2 separate regions of the Homo sapiens genome follow, and region 2 is linked to region 1. Evidence: read pairs that join two places in POLR2A ChIA-PET (ENCODE). Cell type or tissue: MCF 10A. All regions are shown on one strand. Links, peaks and the distances in the headings refer to the core of each region. The heading gives the core; the rest is flanking DNA.

The links. Peaks named below come from ENCODE experiments on the same cell type or tissue, not always from the same donor. Only the 100,000 strongest peaks of a DNase experiment are listed, where the experiment ranks them.
Region 2: POLR2A ChIA-PET joins it to region 1 with 7 read pairs; 3 of 35 experiments call an interaction of 5 or more read pairs at or near these places.

What each region holds. Positions count from the first base shown.
Region 1 is chr20:47,131,461-47,135,860 of GRCh38, forward strand. All of the region lies in intron 9 of EYA2 (EYA transcriptional coactivator and phosphatase 2), which reads left to right. Among named protein-coding and RNA genes, the nearest start is that of MIR3616, 33 kb to the right of the region's middle. In MCF 10A, for the core only: no CTCF peak of the experiment used is centred there; a DNase peak (open chromatin) is centred at 2,551.
Region 2 is chr20:47,188,873-47,193,272 of GRCh38, forward strand. No RefSeq gene overlaps it. Among named protein-coding and RNA genes, the nearest start is that of MIR3616, 24 kb to the left of the region's middle. In MCF 10A, for the core only: no CTCF peak of the experiment used is centred there; a DNase peak (open chromatin) is centred at 2,409.

The sequences.
Region 1 (4,400 bases), core at 327-4,326:
GGTGGGCAGACAAATGGCACCCCAAAGACGTCCACATCCTAGTCCCCAGAATCTGTGGCTGTTAACCTTCTATGGCCAAAGGGACTTTGCAGCTGTGATTATGTGTCCCTAATGTAATCAGAAGGGTTTTTATAAAAGGGAGGGTGGTCAAAGTGGGCGGTAGGAGATGTGAGGCCAGAAGCAAGATATTGGAGTGACATGAGGAAGGGGCCATGAGCCCAGGAATGCAGGTGGCCTCTAGCAGCTAACACAAGCAAGGAAACAGTCTTCTCCTCTGAAGCCTTCAAAGGAACGCAGCCCTGCAGACACCTCTCATCTCTAGAACTATTAGAGAATAAGTGTACATTGTTTAAAGCCACTAAGTTTGTGCTAATGTGTTATGGCAGCCACGGGAAACTATATTACATGTGTTTATATTCATGGTGACTTCCCATTTATGGTGACTACACCAGGTTTTCTATTTATGATCATGATAACAAGTTTCTTTCTAAACTAAAATGCACTTAGATTTTGTTTTTGTCTTTGAAACAGGGTCTCACTCTGTTGCCCAGGCTGGAGTGCAGTAGCGCAATCATAGTTCACTGTCACCTCAACCTCCCAGGCTTGAGCAATCCTCCTGCTAGGACTGTAGGCACACACCACCACGCCCAGCTAATTTTTTAATTTTTTGTAGAGATGAAGTCTTACTATGTTGTCCAAGCTGGTCTTCAGTTCCTGGGCTCAAGCGATCCTCCTGCCTCAGCCTCCCAAAGCACTAGATTATGAGCGTGAGCCACCATGCCCCCAGCGAGGTGTTTTAGAAGGAGGGAGTAGCCAAATTAAAGGAAAATATTAAGTTAATAATAACACAGCTACTCTGTAGCTTGGCAGAACTTGCAAAGGTGTTCCAAGAATGGCCCTAGTTTGGAAAATAACAGGTTAAACTATCGCATGGGAATTTCTCAGCGGGAGAAGTCTTCTGTTGGAAGCTTCTGAATGCTGCTGCTTTTTGTTAGTAATACCTAGGCACCAGGTGTTTTGCAAGACACACCACACACAAATCCTCAGGAGCCCTGGAAAGGACTCACTGCTTATGTTCAGCTGAAGAAACTGAGGCCCAGGGAGAGTGAACATCTCCTTCAAGGTGATGTACCTGGGGAATGGCAGTCCCAGGATTTGAACCTGGGTCCTGCCAACTCCATGGGTGATGCTCTCAACCACTTTGCTTCATGGAGATTCTTGTCTATGGCCACATTCATGGATACCTTGTGAATGATGGAGGCAATTTGTGGTGGCCATTTGGGTGAGTCCCTTGCCCCATTAGGCAATGCTTGTATAAGGGAGAGGTTACTCTTTTCAGACTACATAATAACCCAGGCCCTTCCATGGACTTGGCTTAAATCACCTTGGGGTGGGGGTAGCAAGAGGTGCCATCAGAAGAGAAGACAGTCTTTCCAAAGTGCTTCCTGGCAAAGCTCGACCATTGCTAAGATGTAAAGAAACACTTGGGCTTGCTCAGCAGGCCTTGTCTATGCCGCAAACACCCGTTTTTGCTTGGAATTGGCACGTTGCATGCTGAGTTAAGAATCTTTTGATTATAAGCGACAGAAATTCAATGCACATCAGCTTAGGCCAAAAAGGAGAATTTGTTCATGTCACCAAGATGTCCAAACGTAGACCTAAAGCAAGGTGGGATCCAGCTCCCTAAATATTTTCATATGAATCTGTGTGCACTGTCAGGAAGGCTCTGCCTGTAGGGTGACAGAGATGGCTGCCGGCATCCTTGAGCCTAGATCTACCAGCTCAGCCACCCCAGGAAAAAAAGGTGCCTCTCCCAGGAGTCATAGCTAAAGTCCTCAGGCCAATGCCCATTGGCTCATAATCATCCTTGAATCAATCACTATGATTCTAGCCAGGGATGGGTTATGAGATCACCCTGAAAGACCCATAATGGGTGTTATTTTTACTAAAAATTATTAACTGCTAATTTACGGATGTGACTGCTCATTCTCAGAGAGATTGGGTATCTCCACAATAGCATGCTGCCTCCTTTGCTAACCGGTTGTTTTTTGAAGGTGTCTAATAAAGACACTGTGTTGGGAATCCCCAAGACCACCTTCGGCCTCAATGATTGACTAGAACTCACAAGGCTCAGAGAAGCTGTTAGACTCACAGTTACAGTTATTACAGTAAAAGGACACAGATTAAAATCTGCAAGGGGAAGAGGCACATGGGGTGAAATCCAGGAAAGACCAGGCACAATCTTCCGGGAGTCCTCTCCCAGGGGAGCACGGACACTCCACCTAATTCTCCCAGCAACAATGTGTGCGAACACATGCCAAGTGTTGCCAACCAGGGAAGCCCACTTGAGCCTTGATGTCCAGGGTCTTATTGGGGGTCAGTGACATAGGCATGCGACACCTAAGTAACTGACCTCAGCCACTCAGACACCAGCACCCCAGAGCAAAAATAGACATTCACCATAAACTACATTCTTAGCCTAAACTATCTCAAGTGGAAGTGCATGGTGTGGCCCAAGGGCTTGGAGCTCATGCACCAGGAACTGGCCAAGGGCCAGCCCTGAAGACAGACATTTCTTAAGGAATGTGCAGGGTTTGAGCAACCCAGGCCTGCTGAGTTAACCCTTTCCTGCACAGCCAGCCTCTAAATCTTTATAGCAGACCCCAAATGAAATCAGCTAAATGGCTCTTCCCAAGTAAAGACCACCAGATAGCGTAGATGTCTGGTGCACTTGGAGATTCCACAGAGGGGACAGCACATCCCTTCTGCCCAGTCATGCAGCTGAGCCATGGAAGGCAGACGCTCCCTCAGAGCAAAAAAGCCATGACAGGGGTGGTGGCCTAACCAGAGGATTATGGAGTCTGGAGTCAGATTAGACCTGAGTTCAGTGCCAACACTTTCTCTTACAAGCTAAGCAACATTGAACAAGCTACACAGTAATAATAGTAACAGTAATAGCAATATAAACAGTAGCTATTATTAAGCTAACATTTATTCAGACCTTGCTATGTTCCAGGCATGGTTTTAAGCACTTAAACAGTCATTAATTTATTGTTTTTAATTTTTTTTACATGGTCACAGTAAGAAATACATTTTACACTATAACCCACCACATACACACACACACACAAACACACACACACCCCAACTGGAATAGGTGTTCACCATTGCTGTGTATGATAGATTCTGATAGTTCGTTGTCTATTGTAGGAATTAACAAACTTTTCCTATAAAGGGATAATAAATATTTTAGGATTTCAGCTAGGTCCTGTGGTGACTACTCAACTATGCCATTGTACCATGAAAACAGCCATAAATAAACATTAAGTGATCAAATGGGCACTGCTAGGTTCCAACAAAACTTTATTTACAAAAACAGACAACGGGCCGGGTGCAGTGGCTCACGCCTGTAATCCCAGCACTTTGGGAGGCTGAGGCGGGCGGATCATGAGGTCAGGAGATCAAGACCATCCTGGCTAACGTGGTGAAACCCCGTCTCTACTAAAAATACAAAAAATTAGCCGGGCGTGGTGGCGGGCACCTGTAGTCCCAGCTACTTGGGAGGCTGAGGCACAAGAATGGCGTGAACCCAGGAGGCGGAGCTTGCAGTGAGCCGAGATCACGCCACTGTACTCCAGCCTGGGCGACAGAGCGAGACTCCATATCAAAAAAAAAAAAAAAAAAAAAAACAGACAACAGGCCATAGTTCCATAGTTTGCTGACTCCTGGGTTCTATTATATTTCTTCCAGTCTTTTTTTTAATGCTGTTCATTAAACTTTCACTAAAAGGATTATAACCTGCACTTTTACAAAAACGTATTTAATCTTTACAACAATCCTATCAGGTATATAAGCCCATTTTACAGATGAGAAACTGAGACACACTGAAGTTAAGTAACTTGTAAGAAGTGGAACTGGCCTTGATCAGAGGTAGTCTGGCTTAGAGCCCACCTTCTTCACCTGTACAACAAAGCACTCACTAGAGATTGGCCATTATCATTATCAACATTATTATTAATTATTATTATTATTATTATTCAGCCAGGAGTTAAGTTATGAAGGAACTCATATTTGAATTATGAAGGAACTCAAAATCCCACAGTCACATAAACCAGTTTCAGGATGAAATCGGCATGCCTTCCTTTTGTTCAAAGGGTTGTACAGCTAATTAGTATGTAAATCTCACTTCTTTGAATTGAACACATTTTAGAGTCATCTATTACAAAAGTGCTGCATGCTTGAAACAGAAAGCTTGCAAAATCTGTAATCTCAGCACTTTGTGAGGCTGAGGCAGGAGGATCACTTGAGGCCAAGAATTCAATACCAGCCTGGGCAACATAAGGAGACCCTGTCTCTACAAAAAAAAAAAAAAAAAAAAAAACAAACAAACAAACAAAAAA
Region 2 (4,400 bases), core at 218-4,217, 57 kb after region 1:
CACTCTTGAGGCTTCCAAATGTGTTGTCCTTTTTAAAGACTTTATCAGTTGCAGAAGAATAGAATCCAACTCACACTGGCTTAAGCCAAGAAAAATGGGGTGGGGGGAGGGAGGAAGGAGAAGAGGGAGAAAAGGAGGGAGGCAGAAAGGGAGGGGAAGAAGGACAAAGGGACAAGTGTCTCCAGGAACTTTAGGTGGTATCTGTCTGGATCCGGGTGGTCAAATGAATTTCTCTCATGTGGCCGTAATTCTCAGGCAGGCTGTTCCCTGTGTGGCAAAGACGGCTCTACGAGTCCTTCAGCAAAACCACACAGACAGAAAGAGACCACATTCTTCACCGTGGTGCAGCGAAAGCCTCAGGACTGTAACTCGTTGGCCAAATCTGAGGCTTAGGCAACTCACGGAGCTGGATTTAGGGTTGGATCCTGTCACGAACAGCAAGTTGAACAAGCTGATCCTCCAAGGGAAAGAAAATCAGTGAGCTGTTATTCAAAGAATTGGGGGAATTGAGGGTCGGGCTGGAAAATGCAACTGACTTCCGTTCTAATGGTAGGACTTCATTTCCCAGTGGATGGGACATGAGTGAAGGATCCAGTTTAAGGGGCAAGGAGGGAAATCTGGAGAAGTTCTGAAGACATCTGGAGCACTGCCACTACCCATAGTGGACCAGGCAGGACCTGGGTCTATCTGATTGGATGCTAAGCAGGAATATAGGCTCCTTCCTTATTAATGCTGGTAAAATCGTGGATTATCAGTCAGCTGACCCATGTCATGGGAGATGGAGATCTCTGCCACTGGAGTCTCAGAGCTAGAATCTCTGATGATTAGAAAACTGTCACCGGCCAGGCATGGTGGTGTATGCCTGTAATCCCAACACTTTAGGAGGCCAAGGCATGTGGGTCGCTTGAGCCCAGGAGTTTGAGACCAACCTGGGCAACATGGTGAAACCCCGTCTTTACAAAAAATACAAAAATTAGCTAGGCATATAGCATGCGCCTGTAGTCACAACTACTCAGGAGGCAGAGGTGGGAAGAGCTCTTGAGCCCAGGAGGTTGAGGCTGCAGTGAGCCAGGTTCACACTGCTGCACTCCAGCCTGGGTGACAGAGCAAGACCCTGTCTCAAAAAAAAAAAAAAAAAAAAGGCATCACTAAGGGTCAGATAGACTCCCTTACTAGACCCTGAGCTTCTCAGGGGGTAGGTACTGTTGGTTTCATCTCTATATCCACAGAATCAAGCACAGAGCCTGACACAAAATAGAATCCCATTATAGATGGCATAGAATGAAGGATGGAAATATGAATGGAACCACAGCCAGATGGATGATAATATGGGTGAATGGCCATTTGGACAAATGGATAAAATGGAGTGTTAAACAGTTGAGTACGTGGGTAGATGAATGGTTGGTTAGGTGATTAGATGATTAATTGGAAGGTGGGTGGGTAATTGGGTGACTGGAAGATGGATAGATGAATAAATGGATACCTACTTGGGATGACTAGATGGATAGTTGGATAAATCATGGGTATATGGACGAACAGATAGATTATTGGATAGATGACCAGATCGATAACCAAGTAGTTGTGTGGTGACATGAATGAATAGATGGTGGTTTGGATGAGTGAATGGCTGGGTGGTTTTACGGAAATATGGATAGATGGTTAGGTGGGTGAGTTAGTGGATAAATGAGTGGGTTGTTTGGACAGGTAGATGGATGGAATGATTGATGGTTGTTGGTGGTTGATAATAATATTATGATGGATATGTGGACAGTTTAATGGGCAGGTGGATGGAAAGTTAAATGGAAATGAAGTGTGATGGTTAGATGGATAGAGAGTGGAATGGAAGTGAAGAATCTTTAGCATTGCCTAAAATACCTGAGTCAGCCTCACTAATATCTGTCAGCTTAGGTTTCTTCTAGAATGAGTGGAGGAGCTTTACTGGATAAGCTGACTTCTAGCTGGAGTGGATAATGAGACTAGAGTAGAGCCACCCAGTCACCAACCATCCACTGGTAGTCAGTGATGTGAATACTCCTGAATCCCCCTGACTCCCCATTCTTTAGCACCCTTGCCACACAGGAACCCACTTATAATCATGATCTACCCATCTCTCCCTTCCTGCTACCATCAAAACCTGCTGTCAGGGAAAATTCTGTTTAGGGTCCAACAAAGGGTAAATTACTTATTAAGAAAATTTTTTCTTTTAGTAGGATTTCATTAGAAACACAAGTAGAATTTCAGCCATGCACACAGGAGGTTTTGGGTGAAACAGATCTTCCCCTTGACCCTGAAATTAAACTACGTAGGTGATCAACTACTTTTTTGTTGTGATGAGTCAATGTCAAAGACTAGTTCTGACAAAAGTTAGCAGTCCACAGTCTTTAAGGTAAGTGTTTTAACTTGAATTCCTTCTGGATGACTCAGAGCTTCTGCTGAGTAAGGATAGTATTTTTCTCATCTCTGTATGCTCATTGCCCATCACAGAGCCTGGCACAGATATGCCACTTAATGAATGTTGGATGGGTGAATGAGTAGATAAGTGGTGGATGGATGGATGGATGGATGGATGGATGGATGGATGGATGGAGAGATGGGTGAATAGTAGATGGATGGATGGATGGATTAGTGGATGGTGGATGGATGGAGGGATGGGTGAATGAGTGGATGCATGGATGGATGTAGATGGATGGATGGATAGATGGATAGGTGAATGAGTGGATGGATGGATGATAGGTGGACAGATGGGTGGTTAGGTGGATAGATGGATAGATGGATGACTGGGATTTCATGGTCCCAGGCTTCTAGACTTCACTGTTTCCCCAGCGGTGTCTTGCTGCTCTCCAGAACATTCTTAGAAGTAGAGTAACAGGACTATTCAAGACACACATACAAAAGCTTTTGGACTCTCAGAAGTCCAACCTTGACTCCAGAACTTCCTGAGCAGCCCAGCAGAAGGATAGAGACCCACAAAAGTGCCCAGGTTGACCTCAAGGATGAAAGAATTTGCATATCCAAGGGATTTAGAAGTCAGAGAGCTACCATTTGGATTTTTTCCATTGCAAATGACAGAAACACTATCAAAATGGCTTAAACAAAACAGAATTCATCTGCTCACTTGACTAAAAGATTCAAGAATGAGTGACCTCAGACCCCTTCAAATGCAAAACTCAAGACCCATCTTTAAAATTCAATTTATTTCTCTGAATCCCTGGACTCTGTTTCCTCTCCTTTGGCTTCGTTTGTAGGCAACATCCACATTCTTAGAGTGGAAGCTGTGGAAGACGTAATCCAACAAAGATTTTCATGAGTAAAGCATTGCTTAATTTTTAAAAGATAACTGCCTAGGACAGATAATCAGGTTAAATGTATTATGTGAGTTAATGTCCTTTAAATATTTTGAGTTGTTTCTTCCTGAGTTACTTGCAGCCAAAAGCGCTCCAACTGATATAGCACATAATAAATAGCATTACTAGTTTTTTTTTTTTCTTTTTTTTCTTTTTTTTTTTTGAGACAGAGTCTTGCTCTGTCACCCATGCTGGAGTGCAGTGGTGTGATCTCGGCTCACTGCAAGCTCTGCCTCCCGGGTTCGTGCCATTCTCCTGCCTCAGCCTCCTGAGTAGCTGGGACTACAGGTGCCTGCCACCACGCCCGGCTAATTTTTTTGTATTTTTTAGTAGAGACAGGGTTTCACCGTGTTAGCCAGGATGGTCTTGATCTCCTGACCTCGTGATCCACCCGCCTCAGCCTCCCAAAGTGCTGGGATTACAGATGTGAGCCACCGTGCCCAGCCTTTTTTTTTTTTTTTTTTTTTTTTTTGAGACAGTCTTGCTCTGTCACCCAGGCTGGAGTGCGATGGCATGATCTCGGCTCACTACAATGTCCACCTCCCAGGTTCAAGCGATTCTCCTGCCTCAGCCTCCTGAGTAGCTGGGATTACAGGCGCATGCCACCATGCCCAGCTAATTTTGTATTTTTAGTAGCGACAGAGTTTCACCATGTTAGCCAGGCTGGTCTCGAACTCCCAACCTCAGGTGATCTGCCCACCTCAGCCTTCCAAAGTGCTGGAATTACAGGCATGAGCCACAGCACCTGGCCAACACTTTATATTTTTTAAAATGCAACTGGTTCTTGTTTTTTGGTTGGTGGTGGTTTTTGGTGTTTGGTTTTGTTTTGGTTTGGTTTTGGGGGATTTTTGTGTGTGTGCGTTTTCTGGTTTTGATTGTTTTTTAGACAGGGTCTCACTCTTGTTACCCAGGCTGGAGTGCAGTGGCACAGTCATAGCTCACTGTAACCTCAAACTCCTGGGCTTAAGCGATCTCCCCACCTTAACTTCTGGAGTAGCTGGGATTACAGGCATGAGCCACCACACCCAGCTAATTTGGTTTTAAAACTTATAAAAA